Regions from separate parts of the Mus musculus genome. Here region 1 is linked to region 2. A link is a loop called in an ENCODE intact Hi-C map of the cell type or tissue named here. Cell type or tissue: heart. All regions are shown on one strand.

Region 1 (8,000 bases), 150 kb after region 2:
TGTAGAAGCTGAAGCAGTAGGCTCTTGACTGTTGTATGATTCATTTTAAAGGACCCCATGCTCTTCGGTGTTAGTTGCCTCTTGGAATTCTGGAAACAGGAAAGTGTCTGAGAGCTGGGAGTAGCTATCCCTCACGGGAAAGTTTCATTTAACCAGGCCATCCTGGTTTTCAGTGAGTCCCAGGACATCTGTGGTGACAAATTGTGTGTGGAAACAACACACACACACACACACACACACACACACAGAGAAATAAGGAAGCAAAAACCATGGCTGAGCAAGTACCTGTGGAATACTGTGTTCAGTCCTCTGTGCATATGCCAGAGGATGCCAGAGCTGCTTCATGTGGGAGATTTAATTTTAGGCTGATTTCCTGATCAGTTTTCCATCCCATCAACAGTGAATGTGTGGCCCCGTCCCCTATGTCCTCTCCTGCATTCGTTGTTGGTTATTTTGTTGTTGTTGGGTTTTTTTTCCCATTCTGACTGGGGTCAGATGAAGTCTCACAGTTGTCTCGACTTTCATTTCTGTAATTGCTAGGGATGATGAACATTTCTGGAGATATTTCTTAGTCATTCCTATTTCTTCCCTTCAGAACTCTGTGTTCAGATGCTATGCCCTTATTTTGAATGGGTCATATGCGGTTGTTTGTTTGTTTGTTTTTACTTTGTTTTTTGAGTTCTTTGTGTATTCTGGTTATGAACACTCGTCAGACAGACGCACAGCCGCTGAGGATGCTGGTGTCAGGCCCATCAGATAACATCTGATCATCCGACTGAAACTTTAAAAGGCAGGGGGGGCTTGGAACGATGGGTTTCACATTCTGAAGACAGCAGCTGACAGCCCAGAGCAGCACTCCCACCAAAGCTCTGCCATAGCTGTGCACCGCATGCATCCTGGGCACTCACTGTCAGCAGCCTCCCAGAGCCGAAGCTCCCTGTGTCACTCGGGCCTTGGCACAATCTGCTGGGAGATCTGAAATCACTCTGGGCCATGGGAAGTCATTCCTGCTCCATCTTTAAGCTTAGTACAGACCTAGTGAGCAGAAACCTGATCTTGACCCAATGTATTTGCACTGAGACATGAAAGTTATGGGTACAGGAGAAAGAAAGCGCCCCTTGCCCAGAAGTCTGCAGAAGCCTCTCCACAGCTGAAAAGCAAGAATCCAGGAAATTAACGTTTTAGTGGAGTGGTGGTTTTGTTGTGACTGTAGGAAGATTAGCTTTGTGTTATTCAGATGCTAATTTCTGTGTTGGCAGAGATCTGATTGCAGGCAGGACTTGTACAACACACACACACACACACACACACACACACATTATAATGACAGCATCTCTTGGCTCAGTATTTTATAATATTGGACTCCATTGGCTTGCGATTGGTTAAATAAAGATCTGAATGGCCAATAGATGGTCTGGAGAAGAAGGACAGGACTTCCGGTTACGAAGTGAGATCTCAGTGGGAGCCAGAGAGGCAGAAGTTCCTAGCCAGACTTGGAGAAGGAAGCAAGGACTAAGAGAGGACTAACAGGTAATAGACCACATAGGCCAGGTCAATATTGCCAAATTAGACTTGCTGAGAATCTGCCCAACAATAGCGCCTAAACTTCTAATCCCTATAATAACAGTCAGTGTGGTTACTCAGAGTAAGGGCGAGCATAGAAAGACCATCACCGTTAAGTTTAGCGTCCAATGTAAGGGCACATAATGTCAAAGCTTCAGGCCTTCGAAAAGCAGAGAACCAATACTTCCCATAGCAGTTTCTAGCTGGGCAGGAGGTGGTCCGGAGATGCCTAGAGCCCCTGATGAGCAGCAAAGCCTGGAAGGAACGGGGAATCAGGGAACCAAAGCCTCAGGGCACTTCACAGGCGCAGCTCCTTCAGAGGCCCTGCTGTGCCGCGGAATGAAGCCGGTGAGCTAACTCCGCTGTCCACTGTCACAGCTCCGCAGCAGTGTCCCCCGCATTCGCCTGGCTGCGGCGGAGCCAGAACCTACCTCAACTAGTAAGGAGCGCCCACACTGTAGCCGGCAGCAGCGCAGATCCAGTTCATTCTCGGGAGACCAGGTAGAAACGGCCGCAGCGCGGGCCCAGCAACTTCCCCGAGCTGGGAGTAGGCGAGGTGCCAGATGGTGCGTGGCAAGGTGAGGCTGGACTCTCATGGGAGCACAAACAGCGGACTCGTCCAGCCCAGGGTGGCAGGAGGGGACAGGCTGTACAATGCAGGCCAGCCTAAGCACAGAAGCTGCCAAGGCTAGACTCAGGAGAGCCAGCAGCCAGCGCGATGAGCTGGCCATGCAGCAGAAAGGAGCCTGCACTGGTGCAGAAGGCAGCAGGACAGAGAAGCTTGTCGCAGCAGAAGGCATGCCAGCAAAAGCATGCAGAGAGAGAGAGAGAGAGAGTGTGTGTTAAGAAAAATGAAAAAGGCTAAATCACAGAAGGATGGAAAAAATGTAGAGAAAATTTAATGCAGTAAAAGATATTAAGTTCGAAAACGGTAAAAGAGAAATAGATGCGCATAGACAGTAATGTCTCTGAAGAAGAAAGCGAGAAGTAGAAGTGTTTTGAAAGATACATATATGCTGAAGAAAAGAAACCGAACACAATCATAGACAGAAATACTGAGTTTGAATATAAAATAAAGTCTCCGAAGAAAGGAGAAAGAAAGTAAGTAAAAATGTTCTGTAAATGTGCATAATAAAGAGAACTCTCCAAAGGAAAGAGAGAATTAAAGAGATTAAAAGAAAATGCTTTCTTTGTTTAATAAAATGGAAAATACAATGACAGAAGGCATGTGGATTCTGTATAATTTTGTTTAAATTATCAGCAAACAAATAATTATATTTTCAGTGATGATTGCAATTTTATAAATCCCTTTCCAGTGAGATCAGAATAAAGCAGAAGGGAAAGACTGAAAAATTAAATACTAGGTTGGAGGCGACAGAAAAGAGATCAGAAAATCCTTTGATTCAGAATAAAGGATCTGGGCGTGTGGTGCACGCCTTTAATCCACCTGCCTCTGCCTCCGGAGTGCTGGGATTAAAGGCGTGCGCCACCACGCCCGGCTAGCAGGCAGATTTCTGAGTTCGAGGCCAGCCTGGTCTACAAAGTGAGTTCCAGGACAGCCAGGAATATACAGAGAAACCCTGTCTCGAAAATCAACAAAACAAAACAAAACAAAACAAAAGGAAAAGAAAAGCAGAATAAAGGATCTTCAGAGGAATTCAGTCTAAGGCTTACAGCGCCACCCTGTGATAATATCGCAGAATAGCAGTCTATCGACATGCTATGTAAAGAGGCCCGACCTAATCAGACTAGATATTGTAATAATATCGTCAAGGATCAATTACTAAATGAAGGTCTATATGCTGAGCTAAAATTAAAGATTCTGTTTGTGAATCATACAATAAATTATATGTTTCATTTTGTAGAGTTCAGAGACTTAAGATATAAACATACGTAAATACATCATACAATTGATACTTACTCAAGATTTCAATGTGCTTCTGCCTTGGGCTCTGAAGAGGCTGATGATGAGATTGCACATTTAGATAGCAATATTGGAAATGCCTTACAGATTGAAGTTGATGATGCTTCAACCTATGTCGAATTATAATGTCCGTTATGTTAGACATTGTGGCCTGAAACATGATATTAACATACCTTACAATCCTACAGGACAAGCAATTGTAGAGAGATCTAACATTATCTCAGTATCTCCCCTTTTAGTCCAATAAAAGGCTCTTTCTCTAACACCAATAAACTATATACAGTAAGCATCTATGAAAAAAATCAGGTAAGAATTACATTCATAATATCTGCGGCAGAAAGCATGGCTTTTCTCTTCAGTTCCATGGCCCTGGTCTGTCTAGCGGCTGAGCTCATGTTAGTGGGGTATGGGGAAGTGGCCAAACATCCTGATGATCTTGGGAAGAGTAAACCTGACTCCTTCCAGCTCAGGGGTCAGCACAACTGGCAGCCAAGTCCAGTTCTCCTGGAGCGGTGGAACCTGTCCAACATGTCGTCCTCCCTCTCCTCACGAGGAGGCAGGAGCTCCAGGTGGGCCTCATTCACATACATACACACGGCAGGAGGAGCATGCCAGAGATGCTTCACGGGCATCCCAGGGCCATCCCGTGGTGCTGGGCCAGGTATAGAACATTGTCCTGGACTCTGCCCCTCACCCTGGGGACAAACAGAGTGCAGGTGCTGAGCCAGAGGCCAGCCTGAGGCCGCGTGACAGGGCGTGGCACGGCGGGCACTCACAAGTCCGGGGCAGCTCCAAGCCATCTGCCTCTTCCTCCTCCTCCTCCTTCCCCCCCCCCCTCCTCTTCCACCTTCTCCTCCACCTCCTCGCCTGTAGCCCCGAACGTCCTAGTTGTTACTGCCACATGCTCGGCCCTGGGTTCACAAGATCCTCGGAGTGCCCGTAACAGATAATCTACCCTTTTATCCTATCATTCATACCCCCCCTTTTTCTTTTCGTCTTCCCCCTCCTTTCCTCTTAACACTAGAAAAGAGAGAAAGAAGAATAGAGGAAAGAAAAAAAGAGAAAGAGATCCCTAGGTCTAACGTCTTTTAATTTGCTTTCTCCCTGACCAAGTCCAATAACAGCTTGTCAACAGCAGTGTTAAATGACAACAAAGATCCATCACCCATCGAACCATCAAAACCAGTCACCCATCTGCTGAGAGTCAGGGCATCTTTCTCTTAAAATTCCTTCCTGTTCTTTGGGGGCAAAGGTACCTAGAAAAATTGGGCTATTGGTCAAGTCCTGGAAGAGATAGCTGTATCGTTTGCTGTTCAGTCTCTGTGTGATGGGAAAGTGCAGGGCTTTTCTGAAGTCCTGGCTGAAGCAATCTGAGAGGCTGGAACATCCTGCTTTGAAGTTGTCCTGGATGCAACTCTTTGAAGAACCGGCAATTGAGGCAGTCTGTGAGGCTGGATCACTCGCCAGCCCCAACATACAAACTTTTAAAAGTAACATACATGTATGAATTAACAGAGGTGTGGAGGGGCTGGTGAGGTGGCTCAGTGGGTAAGAGCCCTGACTCCTCTTCCAAAGGTCCCGAGTTCAAATTGAGTGGGGCCAACTAGAGCGAGCAGGGTTGACCAGAGGGAGCAGAGGTCCTAAAATTCAATTTGCAACAACCACATGAAAGTTCACAACCATCTGTAGAATGTGCAGTGTGCACAAAACAGCTAACAATATTTCTCTGCTCTGTGTTTGAGCAGGTAAAAGGCTTTTAAGTCCCGATTGGACTATATAATCAAACTGTAGCATAAATCCCCACCCATGCCATATAGAGGATAGCATACTGAGTCATGAGGACTCTATAGGTAAACAGACTTATCAGCTACGCATAGACATTAGCGTCTCAGCCAGCTCCTGTGTAGCAGGGTCAACATGTGTGTCACCTGTTCCTGTGTGCAGGAGAGAGCATTCATGTCACCTGTTTTGTTGTGTGTTGTGGTAAATATTATTTGGAGGTTTCTACCCAACCTCAGATCACCTAATTCCCAAGTGAAAGACACGAAACCTTTATATTTATAGTAACCTTAAAGCACTAGAGCTGGGCAGACATCGACCTTCTGTGCTACTTTGTTTACTTCCATTTTTATTACCTAGACACATCACTCGCCATGTTCCACCTGAGCCTCTTGTCCTCTAATCGGCTGGCCCTTGTGGCCATGCGCTCATGACCCACCTCTCCCATGGCATCTTCTCAGTCCTGCTTCTTATCTTTCTCCTCTCTCCTTCCTTAGACCCCAAGCCTGAGAACCTTTGCTCCAACCCTCTCTCCTGACCAGTCCAGGCTGTAGGCATCTTTTATTCACCAATCAGGGATAACTTGGGGGGGCAAGGTTTGCACAACACAAGGTCTCCTCATCTTGGAGCAAGCAGATCTTGGGGTACAGAATTTAGCATTTTCATACAAAGCAGCACTAGACCAAGCCCCTCCAGTTGTTTCTTGGGTTCTTTCTTCATGTCTGCAGTCAGGAGATCCCCCCTAGTCAAATCTGATCTTTTGAAGGAAAAAATGGCTTTCTGTTTCCTATGAAACAAAGTCATAGCCTCTTCTCCAACACAGTACATATCCTGGCTTGATTCTGAGATTATCACATCTTTAAAATATACAGACTGGGGCTGGAGAGATGGCTCAGTGGTTAAGAGCACTGACTGCTCTTCCAGAGGTTCTGAGTTCAAATCCCAGCAACCACGTGGTGGCTCACAACCATCTGTAATGAGATCTGATGCCCTCTTCTGGTGTGTCTGGACAGCTACAGTGTACTTATATACATAAAGTAAATAAATAAATCTTTAAAAAAATATATACAGGCTGATCTAATTCAGCAGTATTTTCCCCCACAACCAGTATCTCTCAGAACATGTTGGGTTTTTTCCTCATTCACATTTAAAAAAATTTTTATTTATTTATTATATGTAAGTATACTGTAGCTATCCTCAGATACTCCAGAAGAGGACATCAGATTTCGTTACGGATGGTTGGGAGCCACCATGTGGTTGCTGGGATTTGAACTCGGGACCTTTGGAAGAGCAGTCGGCACTCTTAAGCCCTGAGCCATCTCGCCAGCCTCCCCCCATCCACATTTTTTAAAAAGTAAAATTAATAAAGCACTATGTAATCTATCTCTGGGGGTCTTTGTAATCCCTTTCTGTTTATTAAGCATCTCTTTTAAAATATCATTAGACTTTTCTATAACTGCTTGTCCTATAGGAATATGTGGCATGTCTGTAATATGCGTTATGATGCAATATTCAAAAAGTTTTTTATATTACTAGAGACATACGCGGGAGCACTGACAGCCCTAAATTTACAGGTATCCTCCCGGTAACAGCCATAACTTCTAATCCATATGAATCACACAATCAGTCTTTCCAGACCTTAAAGCAGCTGCCCACTGAAATCTTGAATATGTGTCTAAGGTATTATATGCCATATAGTTACATACCTTAATTTTCCAAACTCTGCAAAATGAAACGCATTTATTTGCCAAATTGCATTTCTTTGGGTACCTTTTGGGTTACCACCCCTCCCCACTTGCAGGTAATGGAGTTTGGTTATACAAAGAACAGGTAGGACATTTCCCAATAATTTTCTTGGCTTGTTGCCAAGTGACAGAAAAATCTCTCTTTAAACTGTCACTGTTAACATGGGGTTTCTTATGAAATTCTGAGACCTCTAGCACACATTTCCTATTAATAACTGGTCGATTTCATCGTTACCTTGTGCCAGAGGGCCTGGTAGACCTGTATGAGATTTGATGTGCGTTGTATACAGTGGATGGTTGCTATTTTTGATTACTTATTGTAAGTAGGTAAATAGTAAAGTTAATTCCGACACATCTGGAATAAGTTCAGTAGTTTCGATCTGTAAGACAATTCTTTCTGCATATTGAGAGTCAGTAACTATGTTAAGAGATTCAGGAAAATCACATAGGACCATAACAATGGCACCCAGCTCTAATTTTTTAACCAAATTATAAGGGGTTTGAACCATGTTATTTATTTTTTCCTGACTTATAGCCTGCCTTTCCTGACTCATTTGCATTAGAATAGAATGTAGTGGCTCCAGAAATTGGTGTCCTTTTTTACTATACAGGGGAGAATCCAATGAGTTCTTTTTATAAACTGGAATCTCTTGCTTTTGGGACATTTGTTGTTAATCTCTCCCAAAAAAGTCACTGCCAGTTTTATGCCAGTGTTCCTCTTGTGCCAATAATGAGGCAATCGCAGCATCAGTGAAGTGTGTCTTAGTCTCTGCTGTGAGCTATTCCTGCTAATTGGGGAAGTCTCATTTTTCCTCTTAGAACCAATTCAGAAACCTTTTCTATGTAGGTGGGTCTGTAATTGTTTGACTCTGCTCGTGTGCTATAGATCTCCATTCTAAGACACTCCCCTCTCTCTACACCAGTGGGAGAACGAATCGAAGGCAAAATAACCAAAATATGGTCCATCTTTGGAGCCAAGTACTCCACAA
Region 2 (8,000 bases):
TAGGTCTTTCTTCTTAGCACTGGGAGGCAGAGACAGAAATCTCTGAGTTCAAGGCCAGCCTGATCTACAAGTCAAATTTTAGAACACAAAGGGTTACAAAGAGAAACTCTGTCTCGAGAAAACAATGACAACAACAAAAAAAAAAAAAAAAGAGAGAGAAAAAAATGAAAACAAAACAAATAAGCAAAACCAAACTAAACAACAACAACAAAAAAAAAAAACATAGAAAAACCTAATACTCTTAGTGCTCTCCCTAGTAGTGCCTGGGTAACACCTTCCCTTATTCAGCCTCAGTTTGGTTGTACTATCACCAAACCCTACATAGAAAACACATGCAGTAATCATTCACAACCTATTCTCTCATCATGTCATACAGTTTCTCCCATTAACATCAGCACACAAAATTTTATCTGAAGGTGAGCTCACCTGTGTGAGCAGAGACCACACCCCCTGTGAGAGTCTGCACTTCCACGGTGCCGTGCTGTACTGAAGGAAATCACACCTAAAACAGGAGAAGCAGCAGCAGTGAGGACACGACCCACATGTGTCAATCCATACTCATCTAAGGTTACGTACACCAGCTTTATTGGACTTTAAAATACATCCGAAGTCACTTCACAGAACAGTAACAGGGAAAGCTCATGCTTCAGAAAGTCATACAGTAAACTAGGCAAGGCTGTAGTAAATTGGGCAAGGCTCAGCCTTGGGGGTGGGGGTGGAGAAATGCTTCAGGGATTTAAGAGTATTCATTGCTCCTGCAGAGGTCCTGGGTTTTGTCCCAAGCACCTATATAGCAGCTCACAATAGCTCCAGCTCCAGTGGCCCAGATTATTCTTCTGGCCTGTCTGGACACCAAGCATGGATGTGGTGTATATACATGTTGTGGCAACAAAGCACAAAGTGTTTTGTACGGAGAATCTCACAGGGTTGTACATTCTGGCTGGGTAAGAGCAGAGAAGAAGACAACAAAACGTTTTAAAAGCTAAAAGTACTTAAAGCTCTGACAGACAACTGAAGGACAGAAACTTCTCATCTAGAAGTTAACAACGCCTCCTGGATGCCTGACAGCTTCCTTGTCTTTTCAATGAGGACTTAACAGAAATGAGGGCGGAGTTCCCCAAAACAAAAAGCAAATAGTTATAAAGTAAAGGAGGGCTATTTGAATACAGAAAGAGCGAGGTGGAACGGCCAAAGAACTTTAAAGAAAACGCTTTTCGTTTTTGGAGACAGGGTTTCTCTGTGTAGCCCTGGCTGTCCTGGAACTCACTTTGTAGACCAGGCTGTCCTCAAACTCAGAAATCTGCCTGCCTCTGCCTCCCAAGTGCTGGGACTAAAGGCGTGCGCCACCAACCGCCCGGCAAGAAAGAGCTTTATAAGCAGACTTAAGTGAGGAAGGCGCCAAGGAGCCCTAACAGCCGGAAACAAGCAGGGTTAATAAAGTATTCAAGATCCGGAAGCATTTGCCTAGTTAATTCCTTATCTAGGTGTTGTGCTGCCTTGATTCACCCTTCAGAAATTCCAAGGATTGGAGGTAATCCAAAACCATGAGGCCCCAACTATGGACTCCAGCCTTCTTTATGACCTCCCAATACCCCCCCACCCCCCCCGCAGTGGACTGACCCAGCATGACCCTTGACCTCTGCCAAGTTTTGACTCCTCAGACGGCGGCCCCGCCCCCTCGCGGTCGCCCACCCCACCCAACGTGCTCGACCGGCTGGGGGAGGCGCCGGCGCGTGCGCGGCCCGGAGGCGGGGTGAGCCGGCGGCGCGCACGGCCAGATTGGGGAGGGGAGGAGGGGGGGATTCCCGCCAGAACCCGATCCCATAGACCGGGTCACAGGACTCAGATGTCCGCGTCCGTCGGCGCCCCCACATCCACAGACCGCAAAGAGCTCGGGAAGGAAGGGTTCGTGCGCCAAGTCTCGGGCTCCTAAATGGCTTATGGTGGGCGCGCGCCCGGACTACTCGTCCCGTGCACCCCTTTCCCTCGTCCGCGCCCCCGAGGGGAGGCAGGTTGGTGGGCGGGCAGAAGCGCACCTGGGTCCGTCCTCTCGAGGGCTGCTCGTTCGCGCACGCGTGCGCAGAAGGGCAGGAGGGGGGCGAGGCGCCGCTCTGACACCAGGTGCCGCTCGGCCCGACGCCCTCCCCCCCACCCCCGGCTCCGGGAGCGCGCGCAGGCAACCTCGCTCGCCAGCCCCGGGGCCCCGCCGGGCGGTGCGCGCGCAGCACCCCGGGAAGGTGGGAAGCGGCGCTCGCAGATGCGCGCGCAGGCACCCGTCAGGGGAGGGGAAAGTGTGGGGCCTCCGCCATCTTGTCTCCCTCTCCTTACCTGCGTCCTCGGGGGCGTGCTCACCACCCCCCCTCCCGCCGAGGAGGGGGGAGGGCCCCCTCTTGGTCGCCGCCTTCACCACTTTAAATTCCCCTAAGGGCCGTAACACGAGCCACCCCGATGCTCCCACCGCTTCCAGTCACGCCGCGAAGAGGTGCTTGGTGAGTTGAAGAAAAAGGAGACGCTACTCCCAGCGACCCCGCCGCCGCCTCCGCTGCTCCCGAGGCCTCACCAAAATGGCCGCCGCCGTCTCGGCCGCCACCGCCACTAGCACCACCACTACCACCACCACCAAGGCTCGTTATCGCTACCGCCAGAGCGGCCCGTCTTCTCGCGATACACAGTAACTGGAGGCTGAAGGGGCGGGTAGGCTCGCGTGCTAGCGTAGGACTGTGCGGCGCAAAGCAAGGTGGGAGTTGTAGTTCGCTCCGAGGCTCCATGCTGGCCCAGCACGCTTCAATAGGTCTGAAACTCGTGCTGCATTGCAGCTGCCCACTGGGACCACCCTTTGGATTTCGGAGTTTTTGTTCTTACATATCACCCAGTGAAATGAAACAAATGAGTAGAAGAGCTTAGACCTACTGATTCCTACAGCAGTTACTTTTTGTTTTTGAAAGGTGAGGTCTAACAATGTAGCCTTGGCTGACATGGACTCGCTATGTAGATCAAGCTAACCTTAAACTTACAAAGTTGCTCCTGCGTCTGCCTGGAATGAACGTATGCACCACCACTACCAGCTGCGGTTGACTTTGTAACACCGGTTTTCCCAAGAACTCTCAAATACAAGTACCATAGGTTTGCAGTCTTTTACATTTAAGAACTATTTTGAGAGGTTGAGAACATAGCTCAGTGATTAAGAATATTGGCTGCTTCCACTTTGAGAGGACATTCTATCTCCACACTAAAGAAGCTCCTAACAGTTATTCCAGTTCCAAGGAATCCGACACCCTCTTCTGGCCTCAGAGAGCAATACACAAACACGGTGCACAGACATACACGCAAGTAAAACTCCCATTCAAGTCAAATAAAAATCCTTAAGGAAAAAAAGGCTGGGTGGTGGTGGCTCATGGCTTTTAATCCCAATAGAGGCTGACGAATCTCTGACTTCAGAGCCATCCTGGTCTATGAAGCTAGCTCTAGGACAACCAAAGCTACAGAGAAAAATTCCTGTGTCTAGGGGGGAAAAAATCTCTTAGAGAATCTGATACTCCCTTCCGATTTTAAGGATGCATTTATTATCTACAACGGTTCCAAGGAAGATTTTGAGCCATTGGTTACATAACAAGACCCTGCCCCAAAACATAACTAATAATTAAGAAAACAGGATAAAAATAAATCAGCGATGGACAGAGGAGAAGCTATTGAGGGGAAATGGAAGTTGAATAGAGACTGGAAGAAAGATTCTTTACAGCTAGGTATGGTAGCATAAATGCACAATCCCAATTTACTGGTTGAGGCCAACCTGTGCTGTTGCATAAGTCAATACAAACAACCACACAGAGCACACACACACTAATATTCTAAAGTTCAAGATTATCCTGTCTAAAAAAAAGGATATGCATATAATCTTATAGTAACTATGTGTTGCTTTTTTTCACTTTAGTACTTTAAAGGTGTGTGTGTGTGTTTAAATAATTTACAGAGGCAGAGCTGGAGAGATGTTTTAAGTGGTTAAGAGCACTGGCTGCTCTTCTAGAGAACACAGGGTTTGATTCTCAGCACCCACATGGAAGCTTTTAACAGTTTCTAACTTTAGTCTTAAGGGAATTGAAACCTTCTAATACATAGACATACATTCAGGCAAACACTTATAAAAATAAATTCTAAAATTACAGAGGTAATAAATATTTGCTTTTGTAAAAATAAATGTAGTATGAATTATCAGTAAAAGGATTATCTGCAAAAAAAAAAAAAATTCCTAAATGTTCCCAGTACCCTGCCTAGAGAATTCTACCCAGAAGTAATCAGTGTTGAGTCCCCTATATCTAAATGATACCATAGTATGAATTGTTTCACACTTTTGCTTACACTTTGGCAATTTATAATTGTTTTACATTTTGCCTTTTCAGACTTATAATATCTAGAAAGATTAATAAAGATAGTGATGGGGCCAGATGTGGTGGCACCTCTCATTCCTGCACCCAGCAGGCATTAGCAGGGAAAATCTCTGAATTCAAGTCCAGGCTGGTTTACATAGTGAGACCCTATCTTTTTATGTCCCGTCCCCACCCCTCCACTTGTCCCTGTATGTCCCCTCCTCACCCCACCAAAAGAAAGAAAGAAGGTAGTGGAAGAAAGATGACTCAGCAGTTAAGAGTACTGGCTGAGCCAGGCGTAGTGGTGCACACCTTTAATCCCAGTACTTGGTAGGCAGAGGCAGGTGGATTTCTGAGTTCGAGGCCAGCCTGGTCTACAAAGTGAGTTCCAGGATAGCCAGAGCTATACAGAGAAACCCTGTCTCGGAAAAAAAAAAAAAAAAAAAAAAAAGTACTGGCTGGCTCAGGCTAGAGGACCTGACTTTAGTTTCTGGGACCAACAAGGCAGCTGGCAAACATCTTGCCTCTGCACTGCACACATTGCACAGGCAGAGATTTGCCACTAAGCCTGATGTGAATTTGATGCCTGAAACTCAAAAAGTAGAAGGAGAATAACGGTCTCTATTTCAGTTGGTAGAGTGTTTCCCTAACATTTGTGAAACCTTGGGTTCAATTCTTAGTGTCATTTTAAACAGATGTGCTAGCATAGAGCTATAATGTGGCATACAGCATCATTCTGGAGGAGGTGGCAGGAAGATACTAAGTTCAGGGTTATCTAGTGAGTCTTGAGACCAGCATGGACTATATGAAATTCTGCTAAAAAGAAAAATAACTAGCCCAGTTGGTAGTGTGCTTCTAGTGCATGCACAAAGCCATAGGCTGGCTGTCAGCACTACATAAAACTTGCTTTGGAAATGCATGCCTATAGTCCAGTACTTGAAGACTGAGGCAAGATGATCTCATGAGGCCACTTGGGTCCACATAGTGAATTCCCAGCCAGTCAGGTGTATATGGTGAGACCCTGTCTCAGAAAAACAAAAACGGAGGGGGTTGCATGTAGTTGAGTTGGTAGTGTGTTTGCTTCAACTGGAAATGATAATCCTAGTACCAGGGAAGTGGATACAGGAGAACCAGCAGTTCAGGGCTATTCTTACCCACATTACAAGTTTGAGGACAGCCTAAACTTAAACCCTGAAAGTTGTGATTCTGTATCTGTAATTCTAGTACTTAGAAGTTCAAGACCAGCCTGGGCTATATAGTTTCAGACCAGAGCTGGCTAAGATTACACACCTGTAATCCCAGCAAATGGGAGGTAAAGCTTTGAGGATCAGGAGTTAAGAGTTATCTGAGCAGCCCAGCGAGTTTGAGGCCAACCTGGGTTATAGTCCCACTCAAAACCAACAGCAAAAGATGCCAGGGGTGGTGGCACAGTAGTCCACAAGCCAGCTTTGATAGACTTTTTTTTTTTAAATCTTTATTTTCTTTTTTTTTTTTTTTTTTTTTTTTTTTTTTTTTTAAAGATTTATTTATTTATTATATGTAAGTACGCTGTAGCTGTCTTCAGACACTCCAGAAGAAGGAGTCAGATCTTGTTACGGATGGTTGTGAGCCACCATGTGGTTGCTGGGATTTGAACTCTGGACCTTCGGAAGAGCAGTCGGGTGCTCTAACCCACTGAGCCATCTCACCAGCCCTTGATAGACTTTTGCAAGTAGCACAGCTAATTGACAAAGATGGTGATAGTTTGCCCTAGAGGATAGTCCTGTACAAAGACAACGTATATGGGGCTGGAGAAGGGAGCTTAATGGTTAAGAGAAGCTACTGTCTCTCCAGAGGACCCCAGTTCTGTTGCCAGCACCCACATAACAGTTCACACACCTGCCTATAGCTCCAGTGTCAGAGGATCTGATGCCCTCTTCTGGCCTTCTTTGGGCACAAGGTATTTATGTGGTGCACAAACATATATAGGCAGGCAAAACATACATAAAAGAGAAAAACAGAAAAAACATGAGCATATATCTTTGTCTAAATATATCTGTAATATATCCTCATTATATATGTAATGCCTCTAATGACATTCAGTATTATTGTTTTTGGTTTTTTTTTTCTTTTTTTTTTTTTTTTTTTTCCGAGACAGGGTTTCTCTGTGTAATCCTGGCTGTCCTGGAACTCACTCTGTAGACCAGGCTGGCCTTGAACTCAGAAATCCGCCTGCCTCTGCCGACATTCAGTATTATTAATATAGCTTCATAATTGGTTTTTTTTCAATGTTGGATTTCACCCAGGGCTTATACCAGGTTGGGCCAGTGCTCTGAGTTTTATCCTTAGTTAACTATTTTACATCTAACTATTCATATTGGGAAATTCTTTTCTCAAAAGTAAAAAAGATATTTATCTGCTTCCTTTTAAAATGCTCTGTCTCTCTCTCTGTGTATGTGGGGTGTCTATATGTGTATGTATGTCCATGTTCCTGTGTCGCTGGGTAGACATGTGAGTGCACTTGCACCTGTGTTCACATGCATGCAGAGGACCAAGTCATTACACACTCGGACAGTCTCTCTCCTCTTAACATTCTAAACGTCCTTGGCTGATTACAATAGGCCCAGGTTTGTTTGTTTGGTTGTTGTTGTTGTTAAAGGTATCTACATGTATCTGCATCACTGAAAGCACTCCTGTTCATTCAAAGCCTAGCTCTGAAGTAGGGAAAAGCTTGGTGTGATGGCAGGTGTCTGTAATCCCAGCACTCTAGAGATTGAAGGAGGATGAAAAATTTGAAGCCAACACAATAGAAAAAAGGACAAGCCAGGTGTGTGAGGTAGTGTTGAGGCAAACCTGTAATCTTGCAACACTCCAGTGGGAACTGGAGAATCATCTGCAGAGACCAACCTAGCTAGGACCACATATCAAAACTGTCTCAAAAAAAATCTGGACAAAGAGCCTGAGTGGTACTGATTGTGCACACCTTTAATCTCAGCATTTGGGAAGCAGAGACAGGCAAAGCTCTTGAGTTCAAGGCTAGCCTGGATTACAAAGCAAGTTCCAGGACAGCCAGGGCTACACAGAGAAACCTTGTCTTGGGAGGAAAAAAAAAAAAACAAAAACAACAAAACAAAACAAACAAAAAAAAAACCCCAAAACCTTGGACAAACATACTTGAAAAATAGGGCTAGGGAGAACTATTAGTGGGTATTGTGCTTGCTATGAAAACATAAGGGACCTGAGTTTGAACCCCCAGCATCTGTATAAAAAACCTGATGAAATGATAAATGTCTGTAACCCCATTCATTGCTGGTGTGTGGACACAGGTAGATCCCAGGGACAGGCAAGCCAGCCTCGCACAAAGGGTCAATTCCCAGTTCAGCCAGAGGCCATCTGAAAAAAATAAGGTAGAGAGGCTGGGAATGATTAAAAGCACTGATTGCTCTTCTAGGGGACCCAAGGTTTTGTAACTCTAGTCTTGGGATCTGATTTCCTCTTCTGGCCTCTGTGGGCACCAAGCAGGTATGTGGTATACAATATATATGTTGGCAAAATACGCATACATATAAAAATAACCTTTTAAAAACATGGTGGACAGCAACAGAGGAAGATTGGCCCCTACTTCTCATGCATCTTTGAGGACACTCATGCAAATAT

What was found. Hi-C counts contacts between places; a loop is a spot of excess contacts. Peaks named below come from ENCODE experiments on the same cell type or tissue, not always from the same donor. Only the 100,000 strongest peaks of a DNase experiment are listed, where the experiment ranks them.
Region 1: a loop joins it to region 2, with 2.8 times the contacts of the local background. A loop is called at or near these places in 4 of 42 quality-filtered maps.

The regions. Positions count from the first base shown.
Region 1 is chr7:127,357,805-127,365,804 of GRCm38, reverse strand. It overlaps the pseudogene Gm51260. Among named protein-coding and RNA genes, the nearest start is that of Zfp747, 14 kb to the left of the region's middle. In heart, a CTCF peak has its summit at 3,248; a DNase peak (open chromatin) is centred at 1,474; H3K4me3 peaks cover 1,419 bases; H3K27ac peaks cover 628 bases; H3K27me3 peaks cover 2,739 bases.
Region 2 is chr7:127,506,667-127,514,666 of GRCm38, reverse strand. Srcap (Snf2-related CREBBP activator protein) reads right to left here and starts at 2,684. Exons shown (of 34, transcript NM_001304266.1): 1 at 2,329-2,684; 2 at 427-502. It overlaps 1700008J07Rik (RIKEN cDNA 1700008J07 gene), which reads left to right and starts at 1,798. Exons shown (of 1, transcript NR_024331.1): 1 at 1,798-4,229. In heart, a CTCF peak has its summit at 3,285 (motif pointing left); DNase peaks (open chromatin) are centred at 1,786, 2,336 and 2,656; H3K4me3 peaks cover 3,149 bases; H3K27ac peaks cover 2,625 bases.